Regions from separate parts of the Homo sapiens genome. Here region 2 is linked to region 1. A link is a loop called in an ENCODE intact Hi-C map of the cell type or tissue named here. Cell type or tissue: endothelial cell of umbilical vein. All regions are shown on one strand. Region 1 has its middle 61 kb from the start of TCP10L. Region 2 overlaps URB1 (URB1 ribosome biogenesis factor).

The links. A loop is a pair of places that touch in the nucleus more often than their neighbours do. Peaks named below come from ENCODE experiments on the same cell type or tissue, not always from the same donor. Only the 100,000 strongest peaks of a DNase experiment are listed, where the experiment ranks them.
Region 2: a loop joins it to region 1, with 10 times the contacts of the local background. A loop is called at or near these places in 1 of 110 quality-filtered maps.

Annotation. Positions count from the first base shown.
Region 1 is chr21:32,522,461-32,526,460 of GRCh38, forward strand. No RefSeq gene overlaps it. Among named protein-coding and RNA genes, the nearest start is that of TCP10L, 61 kb to the right of the region's middle. In endothelial cell of umbilical vein, no CTCF peak of the experiment used is centred here; DNase peaks (open chromatin) are centred at 1,011 and 1,941; H3K27ac peaks cover 3,509 bases.
Region 2 is chr21:32,370,653-32,374,652 of GRCh38, forward strand. URB1 (URB1 ribosome biogenesis factor) reads right to left here. Exons shown (of 39, transcript NM_014825.3): 7 at 2,995-3,120; 8 at 1,855-1,979. Among named protein-coding and RNA genes, the nearest start is that of SNORA80A, 4.7 kb to the right of the region's middle. In endothelial cell of umbilical vein, no CTCF peak of the experiment used is centred here; DNase peaks (open chromatin) are centred at 909, 1,519 and 2,349; H3K27ac peaks cover 2,801 bases.

The sequences.
Region 1 (4,000 bases):
CCTGCCCCCCGCTCCAGGAGGAGCCCCTGGGTCCACCCAGGAAGGAACTGCACCTCCTGCCCTCCTCTTTCTCTCTCCCTTTGATCCCTTCTTCTCTTTGCTGAGCCCATGAGCAGATTCAGCAGGGGCCCTTTCTTTATCCTTCAGGGGCTTAGCTACATTAGACAAAGTGTAAGAATGACGGTAGGCCAGCCACCGTAGCTCACACCTGTAATCCCAGCACTTTGGGAGGCCGAAGCAGGTGGATCACTTGAGGTCAGGAGTTCGAGACTAGCCTGGCCAACATGGTGAAACCCTGTCTCTACTAAAAATATAAAAGCCTGGCATGGTGCCAGGTGCCTGTAATCCCAGCTACTCGGGAGGCTGAGGCTTGAGAGTCTGTTGAACCCGGGAGGCTGAGGTTTCAGTAAGCAGAGATTGTGCCACTGTACTCCAGCCTGGGCCACAGAGTGAGACTCTGACTCTAAAAAAACAATCGACATCAAGGGTTGGGTGCGGTGGCTCACGCCTGTAATCCCAGCACTTTGGGAGGCCAAGACAGGTGGATCACCTGAGGTCAGGAGTTCAAGACTAGCCTGGCCAACAGGGTGAAACCCTGTCTCTACTAAAAATAAAAAAAACAATTAGCCGAGCATGGTGGCATATGCCTGTAATCCCAGCTACTCAGGAGGCTGAGGCAGGAGAATTGCTTGAACCCGGGAGGCAGAGGTTGCAGTGAGTCGAGATTGCGCCATTGCTCTCCAGCCTGGACGACAAGAGCAAAACTCTGTCTCAAAAAAGTAAAAAATAAATTAATTAATTAAATACAATTGACATCGAAGAATGACAGTAAATGGCCAAACCAAGTGGCCCTGGGAGCTCAGAGAAAATGATTCCACCAAATGGACTAGGGGAAGCTTATCAGAGATCACGCTCAACATGGTCCTCTAAGAATAGGCAGAATTTCCAAAGGTGAAGGAAGGTAGGGAAGGGAGCAGCCAGGAGGTGGGAACAGGAACAGCACGTTTAAGTACAGGGAACAGCCAGAGTGAGGGAAAATAAGGCTAAAAGGGTGAAGGGCACCTGGAGAATGTTGATATTTTGGGCTTTGGCGCGTGCCTGTGTCCTGGCTGTAAGAACATTACGCACTTTGGGCGGCATCACTCAGCCTGCTCCTGGTTGTGGGTCCATTATCTGCTCCTAATATTGTCTTTCGTCTCGGGATTGTGAACAGATAAGGAACCCACAGCCAGGAGCAGGCTGGGCCTGGCCTCCAACCTTGACCTTCTGACTCTTGGAATAGTAATTGCTCCGGATTTTAAGGTCACTGAACACCATCCAGTTAATCTCGATATCTTGGAAGTGACCAAATTACAGCTGAATTTCGTTGAAGAAATTAAAATCATCACTCTTATCCTAAGAGTGATTATCCTAAGTATTCCGGTGACTGACTCACCTGGGACACTTTAAGATGCAGTTAATATCATCAATGCAAATAGACCTCAAGGGTCTAACAAATTATTTCTGGCAGAGCCCTTTTTTGAAATGTTTCTAGTCTTTGCCCCAAGACTGCTCACTGCCTAATTGCATTTCTTTCCAATGGGTCTAACAGAAAATCCCATTGGAAATTTATCTTCAGGTGAAAATGCCGCCTTCCTGCTTTTAAGCGAACTGCCTGTGATATCATGAGCTCAGGCTGCAGAGGCTCAGCCAAACAAAGAGAGGAAAGCTGGTTACTTCTGATTGGGAGGACGTATTAATTCCCCACACTTTCCCTGTTCCAAACTCATGACTCCATGGATTGAGTCCTTTTAAGAAAAGAAAATAGAGCCTGTCATTTCCTATTGTTTCAAAGACAAAATCCAGCCTGGGAAAGATTAAGGGAAGAGGACGGGACTCGTGTTCAGATGACTAAGCACCAACCTGACCTGGAAAAGGCTCGATTAGTTTTTGAGGAAGGGAGGGTGCTCCAATTAGAGGCATGTGTAAAATAATGACATTACCTCACTAAAAGAGAAAAAGGAAAACATTCCCAACTCACTAACAATGAACTAGCAAGAAAATGTGTTGCTAATCTGTGAAGAATTTGCAAACCCAGTGAGTTGCCACCCAGCTCTGAGCTCCCAAACTTCCTTCCTTAGAACTTGACCTCTGATTGTAAAACCCTGGGCCCTGGGAGAGAGGGGCCTGTGCTGGTCAGCAAGGGGGAATCACATGGACCAGCCAAGCCCAGCTCTGCTCCGCCCGGGGTTTCTGGTAAATGAGCCTCTGTCACTCAGTTCGTACACATGGATACTTCTTATTGAAGATGTCTTGGGAAAAAGTCAAGCTGCTCTGAAAAAATAATAAAAATGCACTGTATCATGTTTTTAAAAGAGCTAGATCTCTATGTACCGACATGGAAAATCCTTAAAGTCATTATTAAATAATACATAGATTATGATAACGTGTTTTTAAAAAGACTCAAAACTGGGCCGGGTGCCGTGGCTCATGCCTGTAATCCCAACACTTTGGGAGGCCGAGGTGGATGGATCACAAGGTCAGGAGTTCAAGACCAGCCTGGCCAATATAGTGAAACCCCATCTCTACTAAAAATGCAAAAATTAGCTGGGCATGGTGGCACACGCCTGTGGTCCCAGCTACTCAGGAGGCTGAGGCAGGAGAATTGCTTGAACCCAGGAGGCAGAGGTTTCAGTGAGACAAGATCGTGCCACTGTACCCCAGCCTAGGCAACAGAGTGACACTCTGTCTTAAAAGAAAAAAAAGAAACTAAAATGTTGGTGGTTTGGACAAATCCTGCCCCTGCACCCCACCTGCATGTCCCCTCCATGACTTCCTGTTGTGTACCAGGGTCCCTGAGGTGGGCTGAAAGAGGGCCGGGAGCTGGCTGTTCAGAGTCCCCCAGAAGCAAAAGCAGTGGGCCTCTGGCCCTGTGGGCAGGGCTGGCTGAAGCAGAGCCAGGAGGGAGGGCTGAGGAAGGCTGTCGTGCACCTGCCTGGCCAGCCGTGGGCAGTAGAAAAGAGGCTGGGATGGGGCCAGGTGAGCCCAGCTCAGGTCGGGGGCCTGGCAGGCCCTGGACATGTCTGCTCACAGCTGCTCAGAAGTGGCTCCTCGGGTTGGCCCTTGCTGCCCTCTGAGCTCTTGTCTCTGCATTCTCCATCCACCCCCACCCCAGCTTCTTGCCGGCCCTGTGCACAGACACCTAAGGCCCGCCTCTTAGGGTCAGCTTGCCCTCAAAAAGAGAAGAAAGCATAGGTTTCCAGGACTGGCTGATGAAGGGAGGGTTTGGGATTTCTGGAGACTTGAAGTTGAGCTTGAATTCCTCCCCTCTGACTTTCCCAGGCCAAGGCGTCCAGCACCCAGGGACCAAGCCCTGGTCCTCAGCAGAGACCGTCTGCAGCCCCTGCCCTGGTCTCGCTAACACTGGTTTAATATATCTACAACGAGAGATTCCCAAACCCCACCCAAGAGTCCCTGAGGGCAGACCTTGGGGCTCCAGGCCCAGGAATCTGCATTCTCCGCCCCCCAAACTCCCCCCAGGGGTCCTGATAGGCAGACAGCTGAGAGCTGGGCTTGCCTCCACCTGGGTCCCTGAAACCCAGCACCCCGCCCTGTTGCTTGTCTCTTGCAGCCCAACTCCTGCAGCTGGGCCTTCTGCTCATCCTGTACAGAAACCCTCTGTTTGCTCCTGCAGACCTGCTCTCCATGGCCCCCAGCCTGCTCCACTGTCCTGTACCTCCAGACCCCCATCAGCATCTCCCCGCCTGTCTGCTGGGTTCAGCCAATGGGGAGCCTGGCAGGAGAAAGTCATGCCATCAGCTTTGAAGATACTTTCCTTTCCTGACTTCTTATCCTGGGGTTCCTGAACTCTGTTTTTTGTTTTGTTTTAGATGGAGTCTCACTCTGTCGCCAGGCTGGAGTGCCGTGGCACAATCTCGGCTCACTGCAACCTTCGCCTCCCGGATTCAAGCGGTTCTCCTGCCTCAGCCTCCCGAGTAGCTGGGACTACAGGCATGCACCA
Region 2 (4,000 bases), 150 kb before region 1:
GGGATTGAAGCCCAGCTGTCTGCTCTGTTAACCTACACCAGCGACTGGCAAAGTAGGGCCCAGCACCTATCATTGTAATTTGATTGGGACACAGGTAAACCTACTTATTTACATCTATGGATGCTTTGCTGGCACAACTGAGTGGTCACAACAGACTGTGTAGGCTGCCAAGCCCAAAATACAATCTGGCCCTTTGTAGAAAAGTTTGCCAATCCTTGCTCTATGCTCTAACACCAGCTTTCAGTGAACACCTACTATGTGCCAGGCACTGTCCTAGGGACTGGAGGCCCATAATAGACCAGCGCCCGTTCTCACCACTTCTCACCAATCTGATAATGAACAAGCAAATAAATAAATCAGCAAATAAATGTATGAACAGTCAGAAGCCTAAGCCAGGCAAAAAGCACAGTGACAGTGGAGGGACTATTTCAGAAAGGGCTGTCCGGGAAGGCCTCCCTGAAGTGGTGAGGTCTGCACAGGAACCTGAATGAAATGAATGAGTGGGCCACGTGTCTACTGGGGAACAGGGAACGATGCAATTCAGTGTTCTCAAAGCTTTCTATCACCATCCACAAACAAATCTCCTTCCTTTCCCTTATGCACAAACACTTGTCTTTTGCCCATGGCTTCAAAATTCACATAAATCACAGCTTGCTGCAAAGAGACGCACACCCACAAGTTGATTCAATATGCTCATTAAATGCTCATCTATTTCATGGGCCTAGTTATGGAGGAAAAATGCTTTAAAAAGGGGGAACAATGCATGTGTTTTAAGCATGGTGTAATATTCTATTCGACTATAAAAGTCTGCTGTTATGTTTTGGCAGGAAAATGAGCTCATTCTTACTGATGAAAGAAAAAAGAAATGATGTGACAAGTTAAATCACAGTGACCTCAGAATCAAAACACGTCCAAAGTCATAAGCAGACAGAAAAACTCCCACCATGTTATTCCATTCTGAAGGAATCACCTGATTTCCTGACTGGCTGAAATTAGAAGTAAATCAAACTGCCTAAATCCTTGTGATATAATGCTAGGATAGAATAACAAGGATTAAACAATAAATCATTTACACATTTACAATGACAAGAAAACATGGCCAATATTTTTATTGTCAAGTGGGAAAAAAGCAGATAGGATGAACAGTAGTAAGCCATTTTTGTTATTAAAAAAAAAAATCACATAGACCTGTATTATACGATTACAAAAAGAAAGTCTTAAAGAATATGATCAAAACCAGTAGATTTGAACTTAATATGTTTCCTTACTGATGAAATGTTACCACAATTGTGAAATGTGAAACAAAATGTTAAAAAAAAAAACAATTTTGAAACCGTGACTCATGGGCAGCCTGTCAAGGAGAGGGAGGACTGTTTTAGTATCAGTTTGGAGCTGGACTTCCTGGATTCCAGTGCAACCTCTGCCATTTAACCAGTGTAAGTGTCTCGACCTCTCTAGAACTACTTTCTTCCTCTGCAAAGCTGGCATAACAATGGTACCTGCGTCAGGACTGCTGTGAGGCCCATGTCAGGGCCAACCCTCTCTGGCAAGGCAGACGCCTTTTCTGAGCTCCAGCTGACGAACACTGTCTTTAGGTAAACATCCGCAGCACCTCCCTGGGTGAAATATCCCATGACCTAACTAAGTGCTAATAGACAGCTACCCTCAGAACTGCCCCTGAGGACATGCAACAAGGAGAAGTTCTCTGGGACTACAACTGTTCAACCCTGAAACGAGTTAGATAATGTCCACAATTCTAGTTCTAACCTACTACAGTTCCACTAGACACTCACATATGTGGTGACTTCTGAGGAACATACACACCCTGGGGTCCACAAGAGTGTTATACTTTACCTGCCAAAGGTACCCAAAGATGCATCGTAAAAATTAATTCCATGCTTGAGTGAACAGCAAAGATCCATCAGGAAGTTATGAACAAGCTCCCGCACCATGGTTTTCCCTGCTTCTTCGGCAGAAACCTATGAAGATTTTTTAAAAATTCAATGAAAATCCCAAGCTCATACACTTTAGTAAGAGCTAGAGTAAAAACAAGGACAATATTAACTGCCGATGACAATTTAGAAAACATTTTAAATACTTGGTGTCATTCCAAACAATAAATGAAAACAACAACAAAAAGATACACCGATCAAGATAAAAGAATACTCTGAAGAGGGGCAAGTTTAAACCTGTATTTTTAAAAGCTTTAAAGTGATCTAATTTCTCTTGTTCATTTGAATAAAATTCCATATTTGGGAGTGTTTTTATGCAGCCTCTGAGGCTTGCTGGTCTAGAGCATACAAAAACATGTTCAAAACAAGAGGACCTGGGCAAGTCTCCAAGATAAAAGGAGGTGAAATATTAGGCTCTTGAGAGGTGAATTATTATAACGTTAACAGGAAGTCTGTGCCTTTACTACTCTGGCCAAGTCCATGTTCAGTAACACCCTGAAGAAAATTAAAATATACACTGGCATTGGGTCGATGTTAAGAGCAGCTGTTTCAATTTAGCACGAGTTAACTAGCACAAAATAAATTATATATGTCAGTAGGTGAGGCTCCTAGACATTCAGGATCCTGAGGTTAAAAACAAACAAACAAACAAAAAACACACAACAAGCCTTGAAACTCCAACAACTGGACATGAAAGAATGGAAGGATGGGAAGGCAGAGGTAAAGCAAGAGGAAAAGATGGCCGGGATGACCCTGCAGGTCTAACAGGCAAGTGCTGCAGGGAAAACTAAGATATGGCTCAGCCCAAGGAAATCATAGTTTTCTAATTAAAAAAAAAAATTATTAGCATGATTAAGAAATTAGGGGAAAAAAATCCTATTGCAGTTAGCAGAGGGTTAATACAACCATATAACCACAGTCAAAAGAAACAGATCAAATGAGGGGACTTCAAGTCTGGTGCGGTGTTGAGAATTCTCCCTCTCCCAACCCTGAGGATCAAATTCCAACAACGAGGTCAACGAAAACCAAAAAGTGTCTGCACCTTGACATTTTCTGGGTTCACATCGGTAATCCCATTCCAGTTGTACAGCGATGCTATGTGGTTCAATAACTGCCCCGTAAAGAAACGCACCTTCTGGGTTTTTGTGATATTTTTATTGTGAACTACCTGAAACAATAATAAAACAAATTATTAAAAAACAAATTATGAAAAAGTTCATGGAATTCAATTATTTTTTAAATGGTGCTTACTGTTTTCTCATCATTATAAAAATAATGCTTGCTAGTGGCAGAAAATTTGGTTTAAAAAAAGGAAAAACATAAAGGGAAATTCACCAATATTCCCAACCATCCTAGGATATCGTTACTATTTTGATATATTTCCTTTCAGTCACCACCCACACCCACACAATATACATGTGTATGTATTCATTATTTTTTGCCTGAGATTTTATTTATATATGATTACTTATGAAGCATAAGCCTTTTCCACGTCATTAAACATCCCTTTAGAACATTTTGGGGGGCTAAATACCATTCTATCCTATGAGTGGACCACAACTTATCTAACCATTCCCCTGGTGTTTACAATTAGTTGTTTCTAAATTCTGGCTATTCTCCATAAAGCTGTGATTAGCATCCTTGAACATAGTCTTCATTGCATCTGACTTTGGACTTGACACTGGTTCCTGCAAGTAGAATTGTGGCACAAATTCTCAGCTCCACCCAAACCTAACCCCAGAATCCCTATGGGTGTGGCCCAGGTATATATATTTCAGATACATTCCCCTAGAGGTTCTGATGCAACTCCCCCAGTTCAGAACAACCATACGTCACGGTCCATGAACATATTTAAGACCTCTGACACATCCTGTCAGAACTGTTATCTTCCATAGGGGATACAACACTTCCTCCTCAAGAAAGTATCTGATTCAAAGCATCCTTGCTAGCACTGAACACCATTGTTTTTAAAAGTCAATGCTATTTTAGTAGGCAAAAAAATCTGTATGTCATTATTTGCTTTACTTTAAATTAGGGTTTCTCAACCT